Regions from separate parts of the Mus musculus genome. Here region 2 is linked to region 1. The links are chromatin loops, found by intact Hi-C in ENCODE. Cell type or tissue: heart. All regions are shown on one strand.

Evidence for each region. Hi-C counts contacts between places; a loop is a spot of excess contacts. Peaks named below come from ENCODE experiments on the same cell type or tissue, not always from the same donor. Only the 100,000 strongest peaks of a DNase experiment are listed, where the experiment ranks them.
Region 2: it touches region 1 in a loop (4-fold over the local background); 4 of 42 quality-filtered maps call a loop at or near these places.

Annotation. Positions count from the first base shown.
Region 1 is chr11:88,724,623-88,732,622 of GRCm38, forward strand. It overlaps C030037D09Rik (RIKEN cDNA C030037D09 gene), which reads left to right. Exons shown (of 4, transcript NR_038058.1): 3 at 2,919-3,018; 4 at 3,537-3,950. Among named protein-coding and RNA genes, the nearest start is that of C030037D09Rik, 10 kb to the left of the region's middle. In heart, CTCF peaks have their summits at 4,083 (motif pointing left), 4,291 and 5,115; a DNase peak (open chromatin) is centred at 5,039; H3K27ac peaks cover 2,660 bases.
Region 2 is chr11:88,653,103-88,661,102 of GRCm38, forward strand. All of the region lies in intron 5 of Msi2 (musashi RNA-binding protein 2), which reads right to left. Among named protein-coding and RNA genes, the nearest start is that of 0610039H22Rik, 38 kb to the left of the region's middle. In heart, no CTCF peak of the experiment used is centred here; a DNase peak (open chromatin) is centred at 1,879; H3K27ac peaks cover 2,513 bases.

The DNA.
Region 1 (8,000 bases):
AAATATTTTGTACATTTTTTGGAAAGAATGTATATCACTTATTGATAAGTAATTTTCTAGATGATTCCCATCAGATCAAACTTGCTGTTTGCATTAAGATTTGCTAGAAACTTACTAGTGTTTTGTTTACTTAATCTATCACCTTTTAAAGGAGCACATTAAATGTCCTCTCTGATTGAAGCCTGCCAAGAGGGCTCAGTAAGTAAAGGCCTTGCTACTAAGCCTGAGGACCCAAGTTCAATCTCCAGGACCCAAATAGAGGAAAAGGACTCCTGAAAGTTGTCCTTGGACCCCCACACATGTACTGTGATGGTCCCCCGTGTACAAACATACATGAAACAAATAAACAAAATAAATAATTTTAAAGCTTTAAATACTCTATATGCCCATACTTATCCTAATTTCTCATAAATCTCTCAAAGTTTGCTGTCTCTCTTTTAAATGTATGTTGCCAGAGGCAGCAAAAAGAAGTGCTAAAATCAAGCTGGGTGGTGGTAGCACACGCCTTTAATCCCGGCACTTGGGAGGCAAAGGCAGAAGGATTTCTGAGTTCGAGGCCAGCCTGGTCTACAGAGTGAGTTCCAGGACAGCCAGGGCTATACAGAGAAACCCTGTCTCAAAAAAAAAGAAACAAACAAAAAAATAATAACTGTTAAAGTCTCCTTTAAAAGTTAAAAGTGTAGCTATGCACTTTTCTGTGTCTTTCTTCCTCTTACTTTTTGCTTTGTGTGTTTTTTAAAATGACTTATTTATTTTATATGTGAGTACACTGTAGCTATCTTCAGACACACCAGAAGAGGGCATTGGATCCTATTACAGATAGTTGTGAGCCACCACATGGTTACTGGGAATTGAACTCAGGACCTCTGGAAAAGCAGTCAGTGCTCTTAATCACTGAGCCATCTCTCCGGCCCCACTTTGTGTGTGTGTATGTGTGTGTGTGTCTGTGTGTCTGTGTGTGTGTGTGTATATATATATACATATATATATATATATATATATATATACATATATATATATATATATATATATATATAATTTTTTAAGGTCTATTTCATTTTATGTGTCTGTGTATATGTGTAGACATGGTTGTACACATGCTAGGTGAGGCCAGAGAGCATGTCAGGAAATCATACTTAACCCTGCTTGAGTGCTGGGAACTAATTTGGGTTTTAACCCAAAGCCATCCATCCATCCATCCATCCATCCATCCATCCATCTGCGCTGGGATTACAGATGTGTACCACTATGCTCTGAGTATGCTGTGCTAGGGAGAAACCACAGGATTTTGTATATGATAGGCAAGCATTTTACCAAACAGGCATGTGGCTTATTTTAAATCTACCCAGTTTTTAGTTTTACAATTTTTAAAAATAGAGTTCAAGTTTTGGTTTTTATGGGCCCGAGGGTTTTGCCTGCATGTGTATATTTGTACCATGTGCATGACTGGTACCCATAGAATCAGAAGAGGGGATTGGGCCCCCTAGAAATGGAGCTATACATGTTGTGACTCGCCAGGTCAGTCCTGGGAACCCAACCCCAATCCTTTGCAAGAGCGGCAAGTGCTCTTAACCACTGAGCCATCTCTGCAGCCTCCGGTGTTTACTGAAACTAGTTAAGTGTTAGAATGATTTGTTACACAGCCCAGATAACTAATCCAAAGAGCCTTCAAGATGCACTTTCTATAGCTGCTTAGTACATAGGTTTGCAACAGGATTCACATGCTAACATTTGTAGACTGCCTTAGTTGGACCCTGAGCAAATGAACTACAGATTAGCTACAGAATAGCAATTGCGTGTTATTAATGTCGTCAGATTGCAACACATTTCACGTTCAATTAACTGAAATGCTCTTTCAGGAGCATGGCTTGGCTCATCTTCTCATCCCTACTGCATACTTAGAAAAGGTCACTGTCAAGACAGAAAAGTATATATGTGATTTAAATGTCTTGACTCAGTTGCTAACAACCGCGAGCGTGTTCTCAAATTGGAAAAGCAAGATGAATTTCAGCTTGCTCTTTTTCCCACAATGCTCTGTTTACTTTCTGGTATTGCATTTCTCTGCCATGCTGGGCGCCTGGCTTATTAAAGAGTCTGTTCATTTATCCGCCTCCCGGAGTCTCACAAGCCTTACTTTTCAAAACAGACATGCCAGACTTCGCACCCAAAATAAAAGTGAGTTGTATTTTTACTAGAAACCATTTAGTGAAATGTGTTTTTAGTCATGAAAATTTCACCAAGTATAAATTCTCTGTCAAAAAGTAATGGGTCCTTTGTATTTTCCTTAAGTAAATAAATAGTTTCTTTCCTCGGGAACCATGACTACTGAGGCCACTCTTGAATTCAGGGATATTCTGTGTTCCTCCAATAGAAAATAAGCATGTATATCAAGATCCTAGGGCAGCCCTTGCCCTGACACCGTGCAATAAGGGAAAGTCACTGGGGGTAGGAAGTAACTGGAAAGAAAAAAGACGGATGTGAGATAAAACAAAACTTTGGTTTGTTTTGTTTTTCGAGACAGGGTTTCTCTGTGTAGCCCAGGTTGTTCTGGAACTTATTCTGTAGACCAGGCTGGCCTCAAACTCAGAAATCCTCCTGCCTCTGCCTCTCAAGTGCTGGGATTAAAGGAGTACGCCACCACTGCCTGGCTGAGATAAAGCAAACTGAATGTTTTTCAAACAGCCTTACTGATCTGACACCTTTATTTATAATTATTTTCTTCTAACGTTGTCTGATAGATATGCAAAAGCCTATTTTAATTTCAATGAGAGAGAAAATGTTTTGTTTTGTTTTTTTCTAACTGGGGAAGAGAATACAAAAGCTTTTCTGGAGTGTAAAAAAGAACACCTAAAATATATTTATCTAATATATTTCCTTTTTCTATTTTTCATTTTCTTTTCCATGTTCTCATTGGACAGATTTGGAAATCTGGTGTTTTGGCTAACGAGTTGTGTTCCTCTTCGCCTCTTATGACTCTCCTTTCTCACCTCCAGTTCAAAATGACTGCAAGCAGCCAAGGTGTGCCAGCTCGGCTTCTCAGGGGTGACCTTCAGAGGTAGTGGGGGCAGGCCTCAGAAAACATCACCTTTAGGAGTTTTAAGAGGTGACCAGGGAGTTTGACTTTAGTCCCCTTCTGCTTCGGCAGGAGACTGGCTTGCCAGGACACGGTAGGTTATAAGAACTTAAACAGGAAGTTTCTGTACTTCTATAAAAAAAGAAAAGCCAAGACCCTAGGGCTGCTCTCCTGTGGCCGTTACACTGTTTAACTTCTGCCTGCCTTTATGTCATTGCTACGCTATTCTTATACACGGAGGTAAATATTTTATTAAACATCTTCGTGCTCGGCAGTTAGGAAGCCCTCTGCTGCCTAGGCCTGGCAGTCGCCCAGCGTTGCCAGGGAGGGGGACGAGGGTGGGCTCGAGAGCTTCACAGAGGAACTGCCCAAGCTCACCGTTCTGTCCAGTACTTAACACCTGGAAACCATTTTCTCCTCTGGCCTCTCAGACTTAATCTTCCATCTCTTCTTTTTTAATCAGCCACCAACTCCGTCTTGATGAAAGGGGCCGGGCTCCCAGAAGAAAATAGCTTTGCCTTTCAACTCCACCTGGAAACGGTTGACATGGCGCTACCTTCACTCAAGCCTCTCCACTAGCCTTGGCGCTTCCCCCATCTCTGCCAAGGCTGGCCCCTGCCAAGCCAATCTAAATATCACAGCTGGAAGTACAGGGTCTCCCCCGCCCCCAACCCTTTCTCCCACACTCTATACGTTGTACCTTGGGACCTTTCAACATTCTCTATGGTCATTCTGAACACCCGCACCCTGCCCATCCACTACGGCAACAGGCTCACAGACCCACAACTACACATTAGATTTTTTAAAAAAAACTTTTGTTCCCCCTTTACACAATACAGGAGGTGGCCACAGCAGCCGGACACAGCACCTCAACAGTGTTAACTCTATTATGTATTTGTATCTCCAGAAGGCCCTTCCAACAAAATCAACAAAATTGCCACTTAATAGAAGAAACGCGCACTTTGGAGGACTGTGGGTGAGCGCGCCCTCTACTGGTGATCAGAGGAAGTGCTTTTTACTGTAGGTTCCCTCTTCTGGTGGAGCAGGGGAAAAAAAAAAGACTGTCTCTCCAGAGTTCAAGTTCCTGCTCCCAAATTCTGACATCTAAATCTCCCCAATTTAGGGGTTTCCTGTAGCTGATGCCAAGACCCACCACGATAGCCCATGCTGCAATTTCTACAATTAATACCAGTCAGCTAAAAAAAAAAAAAAAAAAAAAAAACCTAAAAGGAAGGAAACTTCAATAAGTTGGAATGGAATCTGCTTAGGCAAACATGGTATTGACACTTACAGAAGGACAGAAGGGGAAAAAGGAGCGAGAAAGAAGTATTAGGTGTAACGAGAACAAAGGGTAGACTGTAGCGTAAATTGCTCGCTGGGCAAGACACTCTTGCTAAAAATAAAACTGCCTGGAGAGGACATCACAAATAAAGATGTGCTGTGTCCATGGCAGGAGGAGCCAGCAGCCTTGTGAATCAACGCTACAATTAGAACAATACCAAAACGGGATCATCATCAAAGGCAGGTAGTCATAAATGTGACATGAATTTGAAGTGACCCAAAAAAGTTAATAATGTCAGCATCCTCTTACTTTCAAGGGTGGGACCTCTCAACAGAGACCGGCCCCATTTCTGGGTTCTAAGCAGGCTCTCGAGGTTCCCATCATCTGCTCGGCCAATGTCACATGAGAAAGGAAGGCAGGGCCTGGTTTTGTGTCTACTAGTGTAGGTCACAGATAATTGCAAGCATCAGGGGGAAAAAAAAATCAATTGCCCAAGTGGCTGATGGGAGGAGGCCTGGCCTGACAGAAGGCATTCATTAGAAAGGCCCTTGTGTGAGTGGGGGGGGGGGTGAAGTGGGGGATGGGGGTGGGGGAAGGTTAGCCCATCATAGGCTTGATGTGAGCCCACTGCACCGGGAGGCTGTGGAGAACACAAGTGCAATCTTCAGCTCTATTAATAGTATAGCCGAGTGTGCAAGAACGGAGGCGGTAACTCCAGTCTGTGCCAGCAGGTCAGGCCACACACAGTTTTATGCTCTGTCCTGCAGACTGTGTTTTAAGTCTGGCTGGCAAATTTAAGTTTCTCCAGACAATCGTGAGGATTGGACTTTAGTCTTTAGACAATGCCACGATAAGCCTCACAATCCTTTCACAACGGGCAATATCAGAATGGCTCTCTACCAAATCCGTGGCGCCTCAGGAGCCAGGACTCGGAATTGTGCTTCTGGTATTTTGAGCTTGAGTGTCCCTAGCCGTATAAAGGGACCATAATTACCCGATCTGCCTTCAACATCATTTGGAGAATTGTCTGCTCATTGGAGCCAGAGTGTGTAGATCATCTATGGAGGAGTCCACTGGGTACCAGGCAGAGGGGACATGAAGACAAGTCATGCCACTTGTACTTGTCATTGAGGAGCCTTAAGTCCAATCAGGACAGACAAGCCCACCAACAGATACTTTGTATCCAGTGTGACAGACAAGGATGGGCATGTGTGATGGTTTGAACTGTGATGCAATTAAAGTCCTAAAAGAGTAATGGAGAAAACCAGAGCTCACGTGGCATAGGCATTTGCAAATACAGGAGGAAAGGGAGCCACTGGGTGTGAGAGAGGAGAACCCAGGGATGGAAAAACATTAGAGCCACAGGCTGGGAAGATGGCTCAGTGACTGAGTGCTTTGCTGCACAAGCATGAGAACCTTAGTTCGAATCCCCAGCACCTGTGTAAGAGGTTGTCATGATTCCATGTACCCTGTGGGAGTGGAAATGGGAGGATATTTGGAGTTGGTTGGCTGTCAGCTGTCAGCCGAGCTCCAAGCTCAATGTGAGACACAGTGTCATGGGAGTAAGAAAAGAGGGACAGAGTGGGACACCTGACGTCCTCCTGTGCCCCTCCCCATGTATTCATACAGGCAAACACAACACATAACAGAGATAGAGAGAAGGGGGAGAGGGAGAAGAAGGAGAGATTAGAACCAGGAAAATTCAAGGTTACAAAAGACAATAGAAGCAGCTACCAGTGTTACATGTTATCAGGAAGATGGGGAGTGATGGGGGATGCCAAGGCTGGAACCACAACTCAGTGGTTAAGAAGTAGACTTGCTGCTCCTACAGGAGAACCTGGGTTCAGTTCCCAGCACTCACATTAGGTCACTCACAACTGCCTGTAGTTCCAGCTCCAGGGATCTGATGCCTTCTTCTGGCCTCCACAGACATCTGCACACACATGATGCACATGTATACCGCACTCAGACACATACACATACAATACACCATAAACCTTTAAAAAGAAAAATGGCATCATTGAGGTGAAGGGGGAAACACTGCTAGTCCATTCACTGGTGGGAGGGTGTCCTAGTAGGGGTGACTGCTGTGATGAAATGTGATAACCAAAGCAACTTGGGGAGGAAAAGCTTACACTTAGAGGTAGCAGTCCATCACTGGTGGAAATCAGGACAGGAACTCAAGCAGGTCAGAAACCTGGAGGAGGGAGCTGATGCAGAGGCCATAGAGGAGGGCTGCTTACTAGCTTGCTCCTCATAGCTTACTCAGCCTGCTTTCTTACAGATCCCAGGACCACCAGCCTAGGGATGACACCACCCACGATGGGCTGAACCCTCCCCCATCAATCACTTGTCAAGGAAATGCTCTACTGGCTTATATACACCCCAATCTTATGGAAGCATTTCCTTAACTGGGGTTCCCTTCTCTCAAAGTACTCTAGCTTGGTCAAGTTTGGCATAAAATTAACCAGCACATTGAGATTGAAATTTCATCCACAGTGGTCAAGATTTTTCATAAAGATAGCACTGGACGAGTACCACATGTCTGTAACGCTGCCATTGTGATAGCTAAGGCAGGAGGAGCCTGGGCTCAAGGTTTAGGGTGTAGCTCAGTGGTAGAGCATTTGCTCGGCGTTCACAGGCCCTGGGTTCAATCCATAGCTCCTCGAACAAAGCAAAACAAAACCTTCCAGAAAACTCATGAAAGCAGAAACTGATTTCATTTAGAAAGTTTGATGATTGAGATTGATTGATTGATTGATTGATTGATTGATTGATTGATTGATTTTTCAAGACAAGGTTCCCTGGCCCTCCTGGAACTTGTTTTGTAGACCAGACTGGCCCTCAAACTCAAAGATCCACCCATCTCTGCCTCCCAAGTGCTTGAATTAAAGGCGTGTACCACCATTCCCAGCCTAGAAGAATGCATTTATCAGGCACCTATCACACACGCAGAATATTACTAGACATTATGAAAGTTCAAACTGCTAACAATTCTGTTGGGCCGCACTTCACTATTAGTGATAAGCCTAGCACATTCCCAAGAATAGTGGGAAACCATGGTGTGACTTGTGCAAATGAGGGAGGCAGGCAGAGTGGAGTCTCAGTGGCCAGTGGCTCTGGTCCTGGGTGACATTCCTTATAGTCACAAAGAAGGGGCAGAAAAAAAAAAAAGAATGTCATCTCTGTGATGCAGGTATGGTGACCTCCTGCTGGCCTCCACCTTGTTCGTGGGTGGTTTCCTCTCCCAAGAGTCCCTTTCCAGCACATTTCTTGTCTTCACATCCCTGGTGTTTCCTCCCATTTTGTTATTGACCAGTGGGATTAATATTACTCTTTACGGGCTGGAGAGATGGCTCAGTGATTAAGAGCACTGACTGCTCTTCCGAAGGTCCTGAGTTCAGATCTCAGCAACTTCATGGTGGCTCACAACCATCCATAATAAGATCTGATGCCCTTTTCTGAGGTGTCTGAGGACAGCTACAGTGTACTTATATATAATAAATAAATAAATCTTAAAAAATATATTACTCTTTACCCTGCTCACATCCCAGAGCCAACATGCACTGTTTTTTTTCATCAGTGGGCTTCTGTCTGGCTGATTAATTATTCATGTATAGTGTAAGAAGGGCTATGATACAGAGA
Region 2 (8,000 bases), 72 kb before region 1:
TGGACCAAACGCAGCCAACAGGGCAAGGGAACAGGATGCATCTATGAGCAGCGCACATTCCTTAGGCTTCTGCATAAACCCTGAGGCAGGAGACAGCCCCATTTTACAGATGTGGAAACTAAATGACAGAGAGGTCAGGCTATATCCAGGTCACATAGCCAATAAAAGCGCAGAGCCAAGATTCTAACCCTGGCAGTCTGGCCTGTGGATCTACTCTTAAATAATGTGATAGCATCTATCCACCTGCTTCAGAAACTTCTCCCGTTCTAAGGCTTTCTGTGTGATGTGAAGGTTTCCTTAGGCTGTCCCCTATTTGTGTTATGTAATTATTTAAAAAGGATCTTCAACTCCCTGCTTTCTCTAAGGCTCGAAGATAACCAACGATGAGACATAAGACAATCAAACTAGAGAGTCTTATCACAGAAAGGGGGTAAAATAAATCTGAAAACACGATTCACAGACACACTGTGTCTCTTCTCTTCCCCACATTGACTTCCAAGTCCCCTAGGCATCTCAGTAAAAACGGGCACCATGATCAAATTCCAAAGTGTGTCTCCCACACGGAGAAAAGCTTACTAGGTGCCCAGTGAGAAGCAAACATGATATATTACTACGTTACTATACAAGAGGAGACTAAGATCATTTCCCAGTATGACGTTAAAAAAAAATCAAGTCTGTAACATTCAAAGCATCTGAAGATGCTGCAGTTCGCTAAGGTAAAAACATCTCCCACAACCCTGCCTCTTCACAAGCCTTTGCTTTCCCAATACAAAGTCACAAAATGGAGAGAATAATAAAACCTGTCCTCTTATCCCTTCGGGGCATCGAGATCACTTCAGAGAAGCCTGAGACATTTACCTAGTGTTTACTAAGAAGGGCCATATGCCTGGTAGTCTTGGGTCATGTGACATGGCACTTTAGGACACACTGGCGCTCCCTGCACCTGCTACAATGTCCCTCCCAGTTTTGGGGACTCACTGAGATGCAGCAGAACTCTCGTACATCCCTTGCAGGGCTCAGCCCCAAGAGTATCAAGACAACTGACCCACTCAGCTCTTGGGCTCCTCTTTCTTGACATCTCAACTCTCCCCCTTTTATTCAGCTTTTGTAGAAACTTCTAGAAACCCAAGTCACCTGACTCCAGCCTGATACCTCAAAGCAGGTCTGCCTGTGGCTGTGGGCTCATCAGGAAACTGCATGGAAATACAAGCAGGAACACAGAATCGTATGTCCTGGGCCAGTTGAAAAAGTTTCACTATGGAGTTTAAGCTGTTCTAGACACAACAGAACAATAAGACCAAAAAGCCTCTTCAGGCAAAGAAAACAATATAATCTCATCCCTTGTCTGGCCGGAAATACGAATTCGAAGATAAAGGTACCAGAGCCTGGAACACTAGGGCCCTACATGGCCTGTGATAATCCCTGCAAAAAACCACACTGGTACCCATGACTCTGGACATTACATCATCCACTCCCTTAAACATTAGCTAAGACCTGTGGATGGAGAACCACCCAGGGCAGGGTAGAATGTCCAGCTATATGCCTTCGATTCACTTGTGTACTAGTTAAGAACCAATTAGAGAACTTGGGGGAAGAGAGTGGGTAGGTCTCAGGAAGCTGAGAGACAGTTCACACTCAGTACACCTGGAGTGGCAAGCATAGCCTGAACGCTGACGGCACAGTCCCTCAAGTGGCCCTCTGGTCACAGTGGCCCTCTAAACGGGATGCCTTCTGTCCTGCTTGCTGACTGAAAGGAGTTGGAAACCCTACCACCGGCCCTCCTGTGTCATTATTCAACAACAAACAGAAACTATATTTAGAACTGTTTCCATGAAGGCGCCACGGGCAAAGGCCACTCAACCTCGGAGACGCAGAAAGGTGAAATGAGGTTACCCTCCCCGCTCCCAGCCATCTATTCAACACAGCATCTCATTTTATAAATGGACCTTAAAATTCACAGGAGGAAAGACAGTTTTCCCAGGAGCCACTGCGTCCATTCTGCAAAATTACGTAACTCAGAAAATGAGGGTTGTGATTTGATTATGCCTTCAACAGCCTGGTGCCAAGGCGACCAGCTCACCGTGCCCATCAACCGCTGGTAGGGAACAAAAACACAGAAGAGCAGAACAACTCTAGATAAACCCTTTTGCAGTAACCCACGTAAGTTAAGTCTTAAGCAAACCTCTTGATAGCCTCAGTGGCCCAGGTTTGCCGCACCCCACCCTAAAGCAAACTCCACGGAGGGTTTTTGGCCCACCCAGTTGGGTAGAAAAGTACACAGCTCCAAGCTTGGGCTGACTGAGTAGTTTGTCCTTATTGGAAGTTTATACTTGCCTCACACACAAGGGGTACTGTTGGAAGGAATCAAATAATTTACTGTTGGACATTCTGGTTTCAAGGACAGCACATGCCCTTAGGAAAGCAAAAATGTTACCATTTACCTTTTAAAAAAAAAATTACTAGCTTTTTATTTCGAAGCAAGTTAATGGAAATAGGGCTTTTTCAAAAATGCAGTTGAAGGTGCTGAAACCTCCTGGAATCAACCTCCTTCTGTAGAATGTAGAGCTGTTTAACAGAGGGAAATTAAAAAAACAAAAAACAAAAAAAAAGTTCTTAAGAGTTGTATTCCAGTGTCCTGCAGGAGCCCCAGGTGAGGCCTCCCTTGAGCCCACAGATCTCTACCTACGCTCTGAGCTGTCACATAGGTTTTAACTAAAGCACATTTATTTATCATCTCAACTGTTCTTTGTCCTCCTCGCTGGGCTTAATGTAGACAAAACAGGGCTAATTGTGTCTATTTCACCAGTAAGAGTGGAGGCTGCTTTCATAATCTTGTCACAAGAACCAAGCCACTTGAGACACCCCAGAGGTCATTCGTCTACGGTGCTGCGCTGGGGAGACCAGGATTCCTGAGTGAAGAGGACTATGTCATCTTTCTGCACTCGGGACAAGACACTCGTCCTTGACTGTAAGCGTGCAGCCAGGTCTTTCTATACAGGCCCAAGTGGATAGGCTCCTTGCCTGGAACAGCCTCTCACAGACCCAGGTCAAATGTCCCCCTCTTAATTCTGGGAATTTCACAATGCAAAGGGACAGGGAGGGGAAGGGAGGGGCGGGGCTTCACTTTCAGATGTTTCCATTTTTCTCAGCAAGGTTCATACTCTAAAAGCAAAAGATGCTGAATTCAAAAGGAAGGTAATGATTATTTTTCATGACAAAAACCTTCCCAGGCAGCAATACCGCTGGCTTTCTCTATCCATCCACCTACCCAGGTTATCCACCTCATCCACAATTTCTGAGTTCTTTGGTTTTGTGTGTAGCGGACAGAGTTCAACATTGGGTGTCTTCCTCTATGACTCTACACATTTTAAAAAGTCAGAGTCTCTCACTGAACCTGAAAGCTCACCAGCTCAGCAAGATGGCTCAGCAAGGCCCAGGCATCTTTCTATTTGTCTCTCCGTACTGCTGGGGATGCAACTCGGGTTCTCATGTACACGCATAGCAAGCATACCAACTGTGCCATGTTCTCTGACCCCGCCCCCCAGGTTTTCCAACTTAAATATGGATGTAATTTTGTATATATTTCCTTTTTTAAAAAAATGGGTATTATACATTTATATCAAACCTAAACATGAGACTCCATTACAAAACGCTGGGGTTTCTGAGTGGGCTCCAGGACCACTCCACCCAGCTGGTGGGAGCACCTTCAGCATCAGCCAGCGAGCTCCATGGTTGCAGAACAACAGAAGGATACAACCCAACTGAGCTAATCCTTAGGGGTTGGTCAGCTGGGTTGTTCAGTTTGTCTGTATAAACAGTGCCACAATGGACATCCTTGAATAAGTCCTTTATTATTTGAGAAGAACTTTGTTTGATTACTGCCTGGGATGACATTCTTCTAGGTGGAACTCCTGGGCTCTGGGTTTGCTCTTAGGAGAGGGACTAAGGATGAGAGGAGCTGCTGATATATTTTGCTGGTACCACAACTACATTTCAGTTGATTTACTGAGTCAAAGGAGGCATGTGTTGAATAGAAAGCACACTGCTGGTGTCAGAAACACAAGTTACACAGCAGAAGGTCAGCTGGCCACACTAACCAACCAAGGAGTGGCGTTTCCGCAGTGACGAGCTGAAAGCCACACAACAGCCCTGCCCTCACTCTGGACGCCACACCACCCTGGAGCCTGAGAAAAGGCACCATGGAGGACGATTGGTCTGGGCTCCTTGGACAGACAATGGCTGGGCTCCTTGGACAGACAATGGCTGCGTTGCTCCATCTCTCTGGACCTCACTCAGGCTAGTCTTGTTTACATGTTAGACAAGATGACCATGAAAGAGGCTGTTCCTTTGACGAGAACAAATTGCTTCTCTAAGTGCTGGGTTCTACTGTGCTCTGTAACCCACTAAATGGAGATTTCATCTTTATTAGTCCCCATACCCAATCACTCCATCTCCTTACCCAGAGGTCTCTCTGACCAAGTGTTCCAGTAAACACGTAGAGCCTCCTACATACAGTGAAGCAGGGCAGAGGCCTTCCGAGGGCTTCCAGGTCAGCCTCCAACTGTGCAGTTGAGTGTAACACCTACACTCCCTGTCCAGACAGTCTGGCTGGCAGTTAGCACTCAAGCTTCCTGAATTCAAACAACATCCCTCCCTCCCAGCAATGAGACCTAAGATAGCTCCTGAAGCAGCAGGTGCCTGGACCTCAGGGCCCAATGAGTGTCTTCCTGCAGGACCACTACATGAATGACAAATGGAAGTGCATAAGGTGTTAAGAACAGAGCCTGGTAATCAACGCATGCCTAATAACACTAATAAGCATTGGGGACAATTATCCTTTCACCCAGGACACTCTTAGGGCTATTCGTTCTTACGTTACCAGTTGCTCCTGAAGACACTAAGGAAATATAAATCATTGCTCAAGACATGGTCCACCAGTCCTTACTAGGAATGCGAAGATGCCAACTTGAACAGGCAGTCTAGAATTCTTTATCCAAGGCTTGCATTTTGGAGGTTTCTGATTTCGGACAGGCAACAAGATGTGTGCATCGTATTCTACAGCACCCACCTCCCTGCTCTGCCTGCTTCTACTCAAAGACATTAGAAGTTTTTCAGAAAAATCCATGTACCCTCATAGTCAGCAGGATGGAGACGCCATATAGTCTGAGGACAGGCAGGTCAGATTCTGTAGCCCACGGAGTTATAGAAAAGCTGAGGCCGTGACACGCTAGACCTGTAGCCACGGGGTAACACGGAGGCAGGAACTGTAGAAAGGGGGACTAGGCAAGTAACTAGGGTAAGACTAAGGACAGGCTCAGTTAACACCTGAAGAAGAAACAAGAGCCTCCTGAGAGAAAGGCTCTCTCTGGCAGAGGCTGCAGCAGATGCAAAGGAGAACCTTCTAGAACGGCATCAACCATAATGGACACCCAAGAGGCCATGCAAGGCAACAAGAAGGCTGACAAATGAGGCTAGGGTCAGAGTCTGGTGACTGAGACCATACTAAAGGACCTCCCCTTAAAACTGTGGCTCAACCAGTACTTTAAAAAAAGAATATGATAGCCGGGTGTGGTGGCGCACGCCTTTAGTCCCAGCACTCGGGAAGCAGAGGCAGGCGGATTTCTGAGTTCGAGGCCAGCCTGGTCTACAAAGTGAGTTCCAGGACAGTCAGGGCTACACAGAGAAACACTGTCTCGAAAAACCAAAAAAAAAAATATATATATATATGATTATATTGCTTTTTCAGAAAAGCCCTCTGGGCAGCCAGTGGGTCCATGGGCAGGAAGAGAGGAAGTATCCAGACAGAAGACCTGTCACTGGTCAGGTCAAAGATGAAGACACCACCAACTTGGGCAGCAAAGGGATACCACTGAGGGACGGTGCCTCAGGACTGGGGAGGTGGGGTGTGGCACAGAGACATCCTCATCAAAGTATAATACAAGAGGGAGTGGCCAGGTCCAGGAAGACAGCCACAGGAAGTGCAAGGCTCACAGGGGACGCCTTTCACATCCATTTTCTGGCAGCTTGAACCCAAGACCTTACACATGCTAATCCAGTCCTCTCCCACTCAGCTACATTCCCAGCCCCTTTTGACTTTCATTTGGAGGCAGGATTTCCCTAACTTGTCCCATCTGCCTTTGAACCCGTGAAGCTTCTGTCTCATAGAGTGGGTGGGATTATAGGTACGAGTCACCAGGCCAAGCCAAACACCGCTATGCTCCTGCACGCCCATCTCAAAACTGTTCTTCATGGGTTGGGGCATTTCTAGAACATTCTCTGCAGGTTCCTCTCCTCTACCTTTGCCAGTGCCTGTACCATAAAAAAGTCACCCACCCTGAGGTACCATATGACAAAATGGCTATTGTAACCACTCTACAACCTAGGCAGTACTCCCTGCTGTCTTCCCAACTCAGGTCACACATGGGTTGTTAAAATGCACCAATTAAAGTGCCTAGGGCCCTGGTCTGTCCCATCCTCATGACTCAATGAAGCAAGTGGGGGACATCTATCAAAAGATCGGAAAAGAGAGGACATCACCAGCCACATGCTGTTCTGAGCCAGAGCCAAGAGGGGTGACAGAGAGACTGGCTGGAAGAAATTCACAGTTAGCTCCAAATCAGGGCCCACAACCACCCACTTGTGAAACACTCACTACTCCCCCATTTAAGCCAAGCTGAGAACACGAGCCCAAAGAAAAGCTTCAGAAAGAACCCAGTGCCCGTGTACCATTCAGCCATGCGCTTCCGCCATCTTCTTCACTGTTTCTTACCGGAACAGCCAAAGACTAAGAAGAACACAGACAATGAACGGCACAGCTTTGTTGCCAAGGACACAACAGACCAGTTGAGTATGACTCTTAGGATCACTGAGTGCTGCCTCAGAGACCCCAGTGGCCACCTCTACTCCCAGGCCTCATTCGTCCTCTAAAATCTCCCTATATATCTCTGGCTGTCCTAAAACTGTAGACCAGACTGGCCTCGAACTCACAGGGATCCACAGCGATCCACCTGCTCTTGCCTCCTGAGTAAAACCTCATGTTTCTTAAGGATAGAGTACTATTGTACCTCCTAACTCTGAACAACACCCTCACATAACAGATGCAAAGTAATTACCTGGTAAACTGAACCATCACCCAAAGAGAAGGCCATCTCATGTGACAGGAATAATGTTCCTCCCAGAGCAGGAACTTTTAATGAAGGCAATGAGGAAAACTCTATAGAATCAGCATCTAGCACAGAAAAACCAGACCTGCTCTAAGTTTGGGTCAGAGAGGTGAATCTTGTCCTCAGCCGCTTCTCTGCTTTCTCCTAATGGGTGTGTACAGACTGACAAAAGTGATGTGCCTCACAATCCCATCCTGCAAACCTCACCCATTCCAGTCCCCAGCCCCCTTGCATTGCACTCACACACACACACACACACACACACACACACACACACCTGCTTCCCAGCAGCTGGACCGTTCTAATCAGCTGATTTTTCTCCCCCCAAGCAACCAATACAACTCACAGTTTGTAAACGGCCTTTGCTCTCAGACATTCTCTGGTCTCTACCCGGAAGCCCTCCCAAATGTCACGTAACCCAGGGACAACTGCAGCACCGGGACTCCCAGAAGGGTTGGCGAAGTGCTTCAAAACGTTGTCGGGTGCCAATAAGGACCTTCTGAGGAGACCCAGCGTTCCTCCAGTCCCAGTGACTATGACCTCAGCCCAGCAGCCAAGCACAAAACCTAGGCGGCAGTGGAGCCGCCAGCTCAGCAAGGGAAGGGGACTGACTCGTGGCCTGTTGCTTATGTTTGATTAAAGGTTGGTTTATGTTTCCTTGGGGAGTTTTTACTTCTACACTGTTATTTCACCCCTAAAATTTACAGTGCCTGAATTCTTCCGCCCTGCTTGAACCAACCCAGCCCCTCCTCTTGCTCTGGTCTGAGAATGGCCAGAAATAGTTTCCATTGTCATTGACTGAAATTTCCACTTTGATGATGGGAACAAATATTTTTC